Regions from separate parts of the Mus musculus genome. Here region 2 is linked to region 1. The links are chromatin contacts, found by Hi-C or POLR2A ChIA-PET in ENCODE. All regions are on one chromosome and are shown on one strand. Each heading gives the region's core, a stretch centred on a gene start or an enhancer-like site at or near the end of the contact. The rest is flanking DNA. Distances are from core to core; before and after follow the strand shown. Region 1 overlaps Msi2 (musashi RNA-binding protein 2). Region 2 overlaps Msi2 (musashi RNA-binding protein 2).

Region 1 (7,271 bases), core at 3,083-5,582:
TGCTCTGGTTAACTGTAGCTGCTACCATGCTAGCTGAGGAATCGCTGCCGAGTCTTCCTGACTGTGGCTGAAACTTGATGCCCTTTGACTGACTTCTTTCCCTTCCTGGACATCCCACCCCCACCCCTGACAGCTGCTGTTTGCCTAGCTTCTTTTTCTGTCCCAACTTCTTTCAATTCCACGTGCGGGTGTGACCATGTTGGATTTGACTTATTGGAGCTGACTTAGTTCACTGAACATAAGAGTCGTCCTGTAGGGTTGGGTTCACCCATCTGTCACAAATGACAGCAGTTCCCTTTTTTAGAATGGATGACTAACTACTGCCCCCACGTGTGTGTGTGTGCACATGTGCAAACATATGTACACATACACTCTCTTCATCTGCTTTTCCATTGATGAGTACTTCTCTTGACTGTCATAAATAGGGGTGCAGTGGCGTGCTCCCCACAGCTTTTTATTAGGCATCTATAGTCTACCTTCTACACTGCGTCAGCACAGAGGTATTTAACAGTCACTACTTTAGCTTCCGTGGATCATACGTGTTAGTGGAAGGTTAAAGGGAAGGCATGCAGGGAGCAGCAGGTAATAAGAACCTCAGGCCATGTGTTTGGCCATGAAGAAAACAGAAATGGCCCACGTAAGAGATGGTGTTTGGGGTTTCTGGTAATTGGTGCTGAGTGAGTGGACAGGAAGGCTCCCTTAGGAGCTTTGTGAAGTTCTGGGGTACAGTCATTCTCAGCAGAGGGGCATTGAGAATCCCTGTGACGGGATGGAACTTGCTGGTTGAAGAAGCAGAAGGAGGACAAGTGTGTTGAGAACTGTGCCAGGAAGGTTCCCGGTGGCTCACGTGAGCAGCCTTGGGAGCAAAGGGAAGAAGTGGGATTTTTAAGAACCACTGGAAGCGAAGCCTCTGGAAGGCTCTCTTGGCAAACAAAGGACAAAGGCTGTGTTTTTAAAGGTCACCTAGTCCCAGTTCCCTGGGGATTGAGTTGGGGAGACTCAGGGCCACTAGAGGCAACCTGGCCTGAGGCCCAGCCAATCCTTGGGCTGCATCTCTCTCTCTCTAATCCACTGTCCTCCTCCCCTGAGTCCCTTTTGCACTTCAAGTCAATATAGCATGTTTACCACTTAATTAGAAAATCGTTTTTACTGTCCAGAGCCTCACCACTCAGGAAAACTGGGGGATGACTCTCTTTCAAAGGAAGGCCCACTGGGGACATCCCAGGCCCTCCATGATGAGTCTGTTGCTCTTCAGGTGGCACTGAGTGATGGATTTATGTTCCATGTGGGATTGTCTGAGGGGGTAAAGAAACTCACCCTTCCTTGAAAATTCTTTGTGTCTAGGAAGCCCTGTATTTGAGTGTTATCCTAGCTGTGCCTGAGGAGACACCGAAGGGTGGTGATTAGCTCCCCTCAGCACATGGGAGACTGGACGTCTGAGAAGTTGTGGGTCTTGAGTAAGAGTGGAGCCCAGGCCTTGTGAGGCCATGACCCCTGCAGTTATTTCCTGTACTGTCATGGCACTGGTTCAGCCCTTGGGGTAAATGTATGCCTAGGGGAGGGGAACCTAACCCAGTGACCAAACTGTTGAACCCAGGAGAGTTTTGTAATGGATGGTGAAAGCAGGGGAGGCATTGCTGTGCTCTGTAGTGGTGAAGAGCTTTGAAAGGAAATAAACATAGGTGTGGTATCTAGAAGTACCCCTGGGACAAGGAGTTGGCCCTCACTGAGACTCAGTATGCTGATCCATGGAATGGGAGAAAAAATAAAGGCACTGCCTTCTTGGGCCACAGCCAGGAGTGAATGAGCGAGTTTATGAAAGGGACCCAGTCAGGGGCTCAGCACAGGAAGTGCACTCAGTAAATATTTGCCATTATGCAGAACACTGGGAACAGATGATACAGGAATGAAGAATGCCTGATCATAAATTTCTAGGAAAACGGGTGTGCTGGTGTTCTGGGTATTATTGGGTTCTCTGCAAAGTGTGGAACCAAACCGAACCAAAACCGTAATAGCCAGTCTGCAAATGAAGGGAGAGAGATCCAGGCTGGACCTGGCTCAGCTAGGGTGAAACTAGGCAGGCTTCTATGTTAAATAGAAGCTGAGAGATTTGTTCCAGAAAGATGAGCATGGATATGGGCAGCCCAGGATAACTTGGTTTGGGGCAGGGAACCTTCCAGAGTGTACAGAGGTAGAAAGTTGAGTGTAACCTTAGCCGTTAGGGTATGGATTGCTGTGGGGATTCCAGTAAAGCCACTCCTTTGTGACAACTGTGAATCACTAAAGCTGAGGCACCTGCTACCAAGCTTAGAAAACTGACTCTGCTAATTGTCCTTTTACTTCCATGTGCATGCTGTGGTACACGTCTGCTCACACATTTGTACACACGCACACACAAAAACATAAGTTTTAGATTTGGAAGGATTAGCCTTGAGCCCTCCCCAGAGGTTGAGGAGGCCATCACGCCACAAAAATGTGCTCTGGTTTGGAAGGAAACACCCCACCCCCACCCCACCCTGCTTTTTCCCTTCTCCTGGGGTGGGGCTGTGGGGGACTCCAGCCACCTGCTTCTCCCCAGCTGAGAGCCATTTGACACCAGGACATCAGAGAGGCTTGCAGCCTGGAGACTGCTGTGCACACTGCTCCTGAGTCTCCAAAGTGGAATGGGAGACTTGGGTGGCAGGTGACATGTACCCCTGAACCTCAGGAGAGTATTGCCCACCCCACTCCACTCCCCCACAGGGTGGGGTTTGGAATTCCTTGGGAGTGTCTCTGCCAGTTGGTGAGATATATTTTTGGGCAATAACCCAACTTTTGAATTTTTGTTATTTCCCATCCCGGTTCATTTCCTCACAATCAATCAATCAATCAATCAATCAATCAATCTATCTATCTATCTATCTATCTATCTATCTATCTATCTATCTATCTATCTTTCCTCCTTCCTTCCTTCCTTCCTTCCTTCCTTCCTTCCTTCCTTCCTTCCTTCCTCCTTCCTTCCTCCTTCCTTCCTTCCTTCCTTCCTTCCTTCCTTCCTTCCTTCCTTCCTTCCTTCCTTCCTTCCTTCCTTCCTCCCTCCCTCCCTCCCTCCCTCCCTCCCTCCCTCCCTCCCTTCCTTCCTTCCTTCCTTCCTTCCTTTCCTCTCTCTCTCTCTCTCTCTCTCTCTCTCTCTCTCTCTCTCTCTCTCTCTCTCTCTCTAAATCATATTGTAAGTTATCTTTTTAAGACGCTTCCAGTCCCTTTGGGACAAAGTGAGGCAAAAATAAATAAATGAAGGCCCTTGGTTTTCCTTGCATGTCACCCTCACAGATGACTCTGAGCCAGACCTCTTGGGTGCCAGTAGACTGAAACTCACAGTTGCTCTCTGGGAGGAGCTGATGGGAGGAGACTGCTATTCCTGGGGATCTCAGCATGGCAGTGGGGTGGCCTGGGTGTTAAATCAAGGACATATGTGAAGGTCTGGGGAGAGAAAGAAAAGTTGGTTTTCATGGGTGAGCACCTAGCTGAGTCTAATGTGCACAGAAGCCCTTCCTCAAAGCTCTGTCCTTGGCGCTTTCTTTTCTTCCACACGAGACAGGGCTGCATTTTTCTGGCCAGAGGTATGAGGAAAGAAAAGAGGAGGACTTTGTGTTCTTGTGTTACAAGTGGATCAAACAATTCCCGATGGGGCCCTACCAGAAAGTTCACATCCTGTTTCTAGTAGCTGGCTGGCCGTAAAGCATTTCCGCCTTGGTTTTACAGTGTTGAGATTGAATCCAGGCCTTTGGGTCTTCTAGGTGAATGATCTACCACTGAGCTGCAGTCCCTTTCCAGTCTGCTTTATGAGATGGGGTTGTCAGGGCTGTCCTTAAACAAGCTCTGTAGTCCAGACAGCCTTGCCTCAGTCTCTTGAGTAGCCGATTTCTGAGTCTGTATCACTAGGACCTGACTTAATACATGTTCACCCTGCTGTGGAAAGGAAGGTCTGGCCTTTACAGGGCCTAATCTAGAGGGGAAAACTGACAGACCAGCACTACACAGATATGAATCCACTTGTAATTACAGATTGCCGTAGGTGCTGTGGACAGAAAGCACAGGGGCCTCTCTGGGGGAGGCTCGTCCTCTGTAGTCTCTGCCTTCCGTACATTTTCCCAAGTCATGGGTTGGAACCAGTCCCCTGTCCCCTGAGACAAGCCAGGCATCCCTCTGCATAGTGAAAGGGACAAGGAAAAGGAAGGTAGTGAGGACCATAAATTTTCAGTTCCCCACTGGGCCACCTGTCCCAAACAGCAGGGGTCCCATAAGCAACCCTCTGGGGATTCAGTAACGGGTGCCTGCCATTTCTCAGAAGGAGCTGGCCACAGAGATAAGACCACATTGACAAGGGGGGCATAAATTGTTACCTGTGCCCTTGGGGTACCCCCCTTCCTCCATACCCCCTCCTTCCCAAGCTGTGGGGTTGGATTTAGCAACAGGCTTTTGGTTGGCGGGATGGAGAGAGAGCTGACTTTCTGGTGGCTGGGTATAATCACTGAGATGCAGAGTGCTGATAGCGGGAATCAATTTAATTTCTGTTGCTCGGTGACGAAGAGAGGGGGAGGGGCAGGAAGGTCAGGGCTATTTTGAAAGCCACTGTTCAGTTAAGGAAACGGAATATTCCCTCTAAGAAATTTTCAAAATTATGATCTTTCCTGGGTAGAAAAGTTGGAAGTGGGTTGAGGTTGAGGGCTTTCGTCAGAAGAGCAGGGAGGATAGCTGGAACAGGGGGCATAGCCTGGAACACCCCCACACTGTGTTAGGAGGAAACCAGGGCCCTGAGCACGAAGCTCACTGGTCAAGAGGGAGTTAATTGCCTTTTGTATCTGTCCCAGGTCTCAGTGAAGATGTGGACACCTTCCTTAAGTGTCTGATTCCTGAGATGTGTAGAGGTATTTGTTCGGGCTTTGTGCTTTGTGGGGTCTCTCAGGTGGATGGAAAGCTGAGTGGGACTTGGTGGGTCTGGGTGAAGATTAGTTTTCCCTGAGACTGTGACATTTCTGTGGGATTGCCTGACTGGGGGGCATTGCAGAATCACCTTTTTGGCTGATGATAGAAACTGGATTTTTCTCTCTTTCTCCTTCTCCTCCTCCTCCTCCTCCTCCTCTCTCTCTTGATGGGGGGAAGGAGTTTTGAAGGCAGGCCAATCCCAGCCTTATCTGGAAGTAACGTTCGCTATCATGGGCAAGATGGATGTTGAAGATTTTTCTGAGGTGCAGGACAGGATCTTTGGCTTGAAGGGACTTGCAGACCAGAGGATTTAGGGTCATTTCCTGGCCAGTCATTAAGTTCTGTGATAGCCCCATGTCTATACAAGAACCAGAGCGAGGAGTTGCAATGATAAAGAACTAGAGACTTATAACCCAGTGTGGAAAGGGTCTGCCCGAATTCAAATGCTGCTTACAAGGTATCAATGGACGAAGAAAGCTTGCGCCTCTCTCCCGCCCGCAGTCTGGAAGTACTTTATAATCTTGTGCCTGGGATATTTGAGTTATGGGCCGAGCAGTTCAGAATCAGCAAGGCTTCCTGGCTGAGGCATTATGGACTGGACAAGTGATCCTTAATGCTGATCTCCTCAAAATCAGGGCGTTATTTTGACCTTGAATTACTGTTGACCATTTTTGACCCGGAAGGCATCATAGCCATTTTGAGATGTGGCTACCGGATGGGGAGGCAGGGCATTCAGAGATGAGCCAGACGGGCGATGACAGTCATCTGTGTGCAAACAATGGGTTAAAGGAACAAAGAAAGGGTCACCCTTCTAGGCCCAGCTTGGGATGGAAAGCCACAGACCTCGCCCCACCCCCCTTATTTAATAAATGTTTTGAGACAGGGTCTCATGTAGCCTCTAGTCTGGCCTAAAATTTACTATGTATCTGAAAATGGCCTTAAATGGGACCCTCTTGTCTCTGCCTCCCAAATGCTGGGATTACAGGTACCAAGTGCGCTGCCAGACTGGGCTTCGTTTCTTCTTCAACACTACAGTGTTTGCTATCTCATGATTAAAGACTTCTATGACCCTTGTATCTGTCAACTCAACATCGGCCAGCTATTCCTTATCAGCTAGGCCTACCCTGGGTTTGATCAGCACCTTTGGTCTGGCTGAGTCAGAGCTAAGCTTTCAGTCTAGCATGTAGCTAAAAGAGGCCAAGAGAAGGTAGGAGACCTACACGACTGCCAAAGGGCAGAGAGGCCTCTTTGCCCTGGAGCTTGTCTTCTAAAAAGTGAGCATGCCTGTTTATAATTTGTCAGACTTCTCCAGTTCTTAAGTGAGCAGCAGCCTCTGCAGGCTCACATAACCGGAAACTGAGGCCAGTGTCTGCTCACTGCTGTGCCCCATGGCTGTGTCCACATGTGATCCTGAGTGAGAAGGGTGGGCAGACAGGTTTTGTTCTGGGTCTCTCGTTATCCTGGAGAGCCTCGCTACACTGTCTGTGCCTGGTGAGTTGACACCTGAAATACAGAGCCGAAGAGACATTTTAGGGACCGGACCTGAGGAGACAGAAGCCCAGAAGGCAAAAGGCTCAAAAACTGGCCTCCAGTCTTTTTCCTGAGGCTAAGAGACGGAGCTCTGGGATCTCTTTCCTGTCAACACTGCCCCCTGCTGCTGCCCCATCACAGCAGGCACCTGGCCACACTGGAGAGAATGTTTTCAGGCTGAGCAGCGCGGCCTTCTGTGGGAGGCAGTGACGCTGGTAACCCATGGATGTGAGCACAGCCTTTATGTTTTGTTTCCATTGACGGGGATGGGTTTTCAGAACCACCCACTCCCTCGCCTGGGCTGATGACTTGCAGGGACAAGATGGCTGAGCAGGGAGATGCAGGGAGTATGCTCCTCCCTCCAAGGCCAATTTGGTGTTAATTTTTGGCCCTAAGTGGCAGTGGCCTGAGTCTGAACATCCCAGTTTGCCTCTCTAGGAGTGAGAAATGGAGTGTGTTCTGTATGCTGCTGTGCATCTTGCAGTCTGAGATCTGCTGGCTTGGGCTGCAGAGATGATGAGGCCAGGGTGTTTGTTTTGTTTTGTTTTAATTAATTAAATTTTATTTTATATGCATTGTTGTGAGGGTATCAGATCCCCTGGAACTGGAGTTACAGACAGTTGTGAGCTGCCATGTAGGTACTGGGAATTGAACTTCCAGTCCTCTGGAAGAGTGCTCTTAACCAATGAGCCATCACTCTGGCCCGTGCTCCCCCCGCCCCCGGGCCAGGGATTTTTAGAGAACTAAACACTAAAGTACCAGTACAGAGAAAGGCT
Region 2 (6,858 bases), core at 534-3,033, 44 kb before region 1:
GGTTGCACTGCGACAGTGGGTTCCTGATGGATGGCCTCTCTGCTCATCTGTTTATCTTTTTTCCTTTGTATCCTGATAGGGCAATGGTAGAAAAGAGCCCGGCTGTCCGTCGTTGTCCATCCCACTTCCCTTTTCTTCCCCGAGGTTACCCGAAGTAGCCTTTTGCCGAAACCTGGCTGCACATTCTAGCCTTTTGGGAATGTGTAAAGAACTGTTGAGGGTGGGGTTGGGCATGGCCCTCTGGAACTAAGGTGGCAGTCAGGGCCGAGCATCTGCAGGACAGGATCACCAATGCAAGGCTCTATCAGTGCAGTGGATTAGGTAAAGCAGGGCTCATCAGGAGCTGATTGCCACGTACACCTAAAATATGGTAATGACGGTAATCAGGGCTAAGGGTTAAGGCCGCCATTTGTTCTTTTCATGAAATCAACTGGAGGGCTTGGGGGATGGGGTGCAGGGGTTTTTAGAACCTGCCAAGCAGCAAAGTTTTTATTCTGTCTCCAGAGGACCAGGCCAGGTTGTTGTTCTTATAGATAACTCCCAGATTACCAGAGGGAAGGGTCTGGAATTCCTCACTTGGGCTGTCTTTCCCAGGCCCAGTGGCATCTACTGAAGCAAGGCTTGTTGTAGTTGTGTATCTGAGAGTCTGTAATTCTTGCAGTGGGAGTGATGTGAATTTTTCCGGCACAGCTTCTCAGCCCATTGTTGGTGTTTCTTGAAGGTCGCTGTGGAGGACGAGGAGACCCACCACAGAGCTGGGCCAAAGAGCAGGCATGCACTTTGGATTGTGAGGCGGTTTGAAACTTAATTTCCATGTGGGAAACCATCTACCACCCTGGTGGTATCTACATAGTGTTTGGGAGAGAGAAAGGGATTCTTTGAGCTTACGGTGTTATTAGTACATCCTGATACCTGCGTATGGTCTAGATTTCAGCAAGGAGAGCTTCCGACATTATCCAGGTTGAACACCAAGATAGACACCGAGAGATCAGAGCAAAGAGGCGATGGGGGAGCTAGATCTCAGGGAGGCTGTTTATATATGCAGGCTCAGTCAGGAGGTGGATTTTCTCTTAACTTTATTGTTAGAGGAAGCAAAAAAAAAGGCAGTTAATCATCAATCAATTTCTTTCTCTGCCCCTCCCCCATGTGTGTGCATGCTCAGTTGTAATTTCACAATAGCAGGTAGTCTCCACTTATATTTTTTAGGCTAGGGTCTTACACCCATTTGATAGAAGGGAAAGTGAACTTCAGAGTTATTAGGGAACTTCATTCATTCTTGTTATATACTATACAGAGGTGTGCTAGAAAGGCAGGCATGGGTAGACTGACCTATGATAGTTTAAACTTGTTCTTACGGTTGCAAAATCACTCTAGGTCTATGCTACCACGCTGGATATAGTTAGAAGGATTTCTCTTTGGATGGGCACAGAGGGATCCATGAGCTCAGGTTCTAGGAGGGGTTTATAGCAGTCTGCCATCTTGTCTGACTTCTTTTCTCCCACTCTTCCCAGTGGCTTATGAAGAACTGCCTTTGGCTGCCTGGCCGGGTCTCTCAGGAGGGGCCTCTTGCAGCTTCCTCACTGGCTCACCACAGTAAAGGGTGTAGCCCTTGTCTGATGTAGTCTAAAGGCACAGTTCCAAAGACGATGGGTTTTAATTACAGAAATGTATTGGTCATTGTTGGAACACAGGAGGAAGTTCAGGTGCTTTCATCCCAGTGAGTCCGACTCATGGAACAGTGTTGGGAGTATGGGGGCGGGGGAGTTCCCGAGGATGGAGCAGCTGTCTGTGGGTACTAAGCAGCTTGGATGCCTGTGGTAGGGATGAGGAGCAGCCAGCCTCCTCGCTCAGCATCGGTTGATGTGTGGATCACGCTCTTTAATTTCCTGTGCTTCTTCAAAGCAATACTCATCTCCCTGCCTTTTCTGTTACGGCCCGCAGCCCAGTCTGATTCAATGCCACTGTCTAGGATATTACTCTCTGATATGATCTGTGGACAGGTCACCCCTGCAGCTGCCGCTTTCCCCCGGGGGTAAGAGGAAGTAGTATTTTTTAAATTGAGTCTGGGAGGGAGCCTTGCAGAGGGTTTCTGGGAGTGAGGGTGGGGTGGCGACAGCCCAGGAAAGCATCCCGTCACTGCGTTATGAGGTCGCTTCCTCTTGTTACTGAGCTACTGTTGTTTTAATCAGAGGTAATGTTGTAACCTGACCGTGTTGTATAATTGTGTGTAAATTATATCCCAACCCCATATAGATGAAGGCTATTTTTCCCCCCTTCCAATTTTAAAGCTATTTAGACAGAATGCCAAACTGTAGCTTGAACCCTAGCGCTTTCTGGCAGGTCTTTCTAGACAGGAAGGGAGAGAGAGCACAGAAACGTTGGTGGTTGTTTTTGTAATTAGTTCCCCCTGAAGTTAAATTAACTTCTGAAATAGGCAACATAAAATATTGTTACTTAGACTTTCCCCTCTGGGTGCGGAACTGTGGGTGTGACTTGAGGCACTAAATGAGGACAAAACAGAAGGGAGCACAGAGAGAGCACTTCCTTGGGTGGTTGGGGAGCACGCAGAGCACTTCCTTGGGTGCTTGGGTTGATTCTAACCTGTTAACAACTCAGCAGTTTAAAGTATATTCACAGAAAAATGTGCCTACCCACCACCTACCTCCACAATCAACGTCACAGAATTTTCAGAGTGAAATCCTGAACTCTCTTTTGCCACCACTGGCTTTTCTGACTTCCCTTTCCCCAGTCTGCCTTATGTCCCTCTCAAGATCCCCGTTACAGACGCTCATGCATGCAGTCTCACGTTTGTGGTCTGTGACAACGACTGTCCTTTACTTAGTATGAGGATTCAGGGCTCTTGTGGGCCTCCCCTGTCACTGCTCTGTTCTTCTTCCTGCCAAATGCCATGCTGTCCTTTTGTTCACTCGTCCATTGGCCAACATTTGGGCCTTTGCTTTGTGGCCTCCACCAATACGTGTGTGAAAGTTTTTGGCTGGAAGGGTGCTCTAGACTCTTGAGTATGGTCCTAAGATTGGAGTTACTGGGAAGGTAGCTAGCCTGTTCCGTAAGATAGCAGAATCAGCAGAAACTACCTTGTCATTTTTGCATCTTAAGTTTTAAAATTAGAAGGGCCAGGAGTCAGACTTGTTTCTTACGGTACCCTCAGGGGGAAAAATTAGTCAACATCACAAATGAAGGGCCAGAGACTTCTGTGAACGGAGGGGGAGGGGCTCTGACTCCACATTGGCACTGCGTGCCCAGTGTCCTGAGCTGGAAAGAGAGGCTGAGACCTGTTGTTGAACAGCATGAGGCCCTTCTAAGGTACCTTGTGGGAAGGGCAGAGACCAGACCAGGCCCACAGAGAGCTCTATGCTTGGAAAAGCCCCCCCCCCAAAGGCTTTCCTTTGAGCACAAGAACCTTTCTCGTGTGTGGTAGCAGTCTTCCCAGTTGCAGACGCTGGCCCTTCTTTCTCATGTGCCTTCTCCAGGATCTGACCTCCCTACTCAGAGCCTGGGTCGCCTTCCTTATCGTCCTTGGTTCTGCCCTTCCTGTACCACCCTGCCATCGGGCACCTTTGATAGATGCTGTCTGTGGGTTTACCCCGTTTTCCTTTGGAGATGGCACCCTGCTTTCCTTTAGATGGTCACACAAATGGGAGTATTGGTGGAAAGCGTCCAGGCAGATTCTGGGTCTGTTATTACCCAGAAAATATGAGCATGAGGAAGGAGTACCCCAGACCTTTCCTGAGTAGACCTTTGTTATAGGGCATACAGGTAGGTGTGTGTGTGTGTGTGTGTGTGTGTGTGTGTGTGTGTGTGTGTGTGTGTACAGACTATATAGGTAGTTTAAACAACAGAAATGCATTCTCTCACAGTATAGAAGTTTGATCTTTGGTGTAGGAAAAATAGCTCATCCATTAAGGGCTTTGGCTGTTATATCAGAGGACCCAAGTTCAAATCTAGCATCCACGTGGCAGCTCACACCTGTTTGTAACTCTGGCTCCAGGGGAACCTGGCAACCTCACCCTGACATACATGCAGGCAAAACACCAATACATATTAAATAAAAATAAAAAATCACAAAAAAGAAAAGAAGTCTGATCTTTGGGTGGCATCCCAGCGGCGTCTCTCCAGGCTTCTGGTACCCGCTGGCATGACTCTTCCCTTTCCCCTTCTTCATACAGCTACATGTTTCCCGTTTCCCCTTCATATTCAGGGTAGCAGTCACTGCCCTGAGAAAGCCCACTCACGTCCAAGATTCTAGCACGGCAGGAGCTTTATGGTGACAATTGGAGATACCTTCTTTCTAAGTAAAGTCAAGCTCTGAGGCCCTGGGTAGACGTGAATTTTGGAGGGACCTGTTTTGACCACCAGTCTGTTTTCTGCCCAGACCCTAGAAATATTGATGGTGGTGGCGATGACAAGTAATATTTTGGTGTGGTGAACATAATGAAAGGTGGAAAAATTCCAGGGAGCTGGGAATGGTAGTGATGGGTACCTCTAATCCCAGCACACATGAGGCAGAGGCAGATAGATCTCTAGAGTCAGCCAGATCTACATAAGTGAGTTCCAGGCCAGCCAAGGTTACATAGTGAGACATTGTCTTAAACCCCTACCACCCACCCATACCCCAACAAAATTGCAATGGGGTATGGGTGTTCCTTGGAGGAACACCTTGGGGAATGGGCCTGGAGGCCTAAGTGGTGGTCTTGGGATTGTCCCATGTCTTCCATTCACGTGTTGTTAGTATAAAGCCTGAGTCAAATTCTCAAATGCAGAGGGAACTCTGCCATGGACTCTCGGTGGAGTATTCCATCCTTGACTTTGGACTCAGTAAGCACTACATTCTCCTTTATCACTTGGGCTAATGGATGGGAGTCTGTCTGTGCCCTTTTGAAGGAGTCCTCCATAGTGCACACCTTGCCTTTGAGTTGAAGATGATTCTTTTTGCTGGGGCTTGATTTTTCTATACACGTGATGGGGATGATGAACTGGATCCCATAACGAGCTAGCATTCAAACCATCCTGAGCTTTCTCTATCATAGAGTTCCCCAGGGTGAGAGGACACGGGGGAGAGCAGCCTAGGCTTTTGGAGGTGCAAATAGTTCATATTTTCTACCTAGGGGACTTGGAACTCTTTTCCAGAACAAACATATAATAGCAAGAGAGTTGATTTGAATTCTCGGCCTGAACCTGCTGAGGGACCCACTTCCTGCCTTCTCATGTGCTTGGTTTAAGACATATTTGGACTTTTAGCTTTGGTGATCACTAGTATCTTTGGGCCAATAGTATTAGAGCTAACTTCCCCCTTCGTGTGTTCTTAAAGTGTTCTTTCCCCTAACCTCCCATCGCACATATAACACCCTATTGGAATTATCTCCCTTTGCAGTAATCATGCATGATGACTGATGCCTGTGGTCCCCACAGTTGGGAAGGCTCTGAGGCAGGAGAATTGCTACAAGTTCAAGCCTGGACTACAGAATAAGACCCACAAGTGGGCCCTCACTCTGAGTGATCATTTCAGATGGAAGCACATTGTTTTAAAAGAGGAGTTTTAAAAACTTACCAAAATCAAAACCAAAATCCACCCCAGCCCAGCACACACCAGCTCTCTAGCTAGAGGCAGGAAGGGGGGGGGGGTGTGTGTGCAGCTGTAGTTAGCAGCTGGCTCAGGCCACGTGTAAACAGCAATTTTCAGGACTGGCATGCATGCTGGGGCTTTTGTAGCACCAAGGGGTGTGTGGAGAGCTTTGGTGTTTAGTTAAATTATGGGTCTAGATGCAAAACTTCACAGCAGGGCTTTGAGAGCCTGACCATATCCTGCGTTCCTGTGTGCACACAAGCGCGTGCTCTCTCTTTCTCTCTCTGTCTGTCTGTCTGCCTCTCTCTCTCTCTCTCTCTCTCTCTCTCTCTCTCTCTCACACACACACACACACACACACACACATACACACACACACATACACACACACACACATGTTCCCAGAGCGACACCCTAAACCTTGTATTCCTTGTCATCCTGGGGGGTACAGGGCTCTTGAATAGGTCCCTAGGGTCCCCCACACTGTGAAGCACTTCAACATAAAAGTTCCCTGCAGTTCTCCAACGAAACCCCCAACTGAAGGAAGTCTAAGATTAACTCCCCGGAGATTTGGGGCCTTGAGTTCTCAGTGACTTTTTCATCTCAGTGCACTGTGGGAGCCAACTGCAGCCCCTCATCATCTTGCTGTGTAGTCGCCAGTGTTCGAGGCCCCGTGTGTGGAGACTGCTGATGTCCAAGGCTTCAGGGAGGTGACACAGGTGGCTCAGTCACTGGTTTGAAGGATTCCTCAGATGAGCATAGAGCCGAGACGAATGCATACCAGTGCGTTTCTGTTCACCTTTCCAAGGTCAGAAGAAGGTTAAAGTGCAGCAGGCTACTGGATAGTTTTGAAGAACTAGAAGCCCAGACCCAAGGATAGACTAGACCTACCCTAAGCATACGCCAGCATGCTTTGTTACACATGAGCACACACGAGTAATACAAACCTACACACAGACATTGCACCCACCGTGCTTATGTGGAATGTGAAGACTTCTGTTTAATTCTTCGGGGAACCTGAGACCAACATTCCAGCCCTCTCTGCTTCCTGCCCTCCTCAGTAGCCATGGAAATGGAAGAGAGAGAGAGAGAGAGAGAGAGAGAGACAGAGACAGAGACAGAGACAGAGACAGAGACAGACTATGATTGCAGGTCCTCTGTCTCCCTCGTCCCTCACCAGAATGCAAATCACAGAGCCAGTCTACAGTCCATTTGGTGGTAATGGTGTGAAGATTCCTGGAGCAGATCACCCCATTGTCCACCCGCCCGCTGCA

Evidence for each region. Hi-C counts contacts between places; a loop is a spot of excess contacts on that map. ChIA-PET counts read pairs that join two places held with the same protein, here RNA polymerase II (POLR2A).
Region 2: a map of heart shows a loop between it and region 1 (6-fold over the local background). The contact joins two enhancer-like sites. A Hi-C loop is called at or near these places in 7 of 37 maps with a recorded cell type or tissue (CH12.LX, T-helper 17 cell, heart and 2 more). POLR2A ChIA-PET finds 5 or more read pairs at or near these places in 4 of 5 experiments (Patski and embryonic stem cell).

What each region holds. Positions count from the first base shown.
Region 1 is chr11:88,552,583-88,559,853 of GRCm38, reverse strand. All of the region lies in intron 6 of Msi2 (musashi RNA-binding protein 2), which reads left to right. Among named protein-coding and RNA genes, the nearest start is that of 0610039H22Rik, 63 kb to the left of the region's middle. Within about 2 kb of position 4,332, at least 2 of the 3 ENCODE cell types and tissues checked have a DNase peak (open chromatin) inside an H3K27ac peak, as active enhancers do; they include heart, where a contact is called at or near this core.
Region 2 is chr11:88,594,657-88,601,514 of GRCm38, reverse strand. The region is part of intron 5 of Msi2 (musashi RNA-binding protein 2); the gene reads left to right. Among named protein-coding and RNA genes, the nearest start is that of 0610039H22Rik, 21 kb to the left of the region's middle. Within about 2 kb of position 1,783, at least 3 of the 3 ENCODE cell types and tissues checked have a DNase peak (open chromatin) inside an H3K27ac peak, as active enhancers do; they include heart, where a contact is called at or near this core.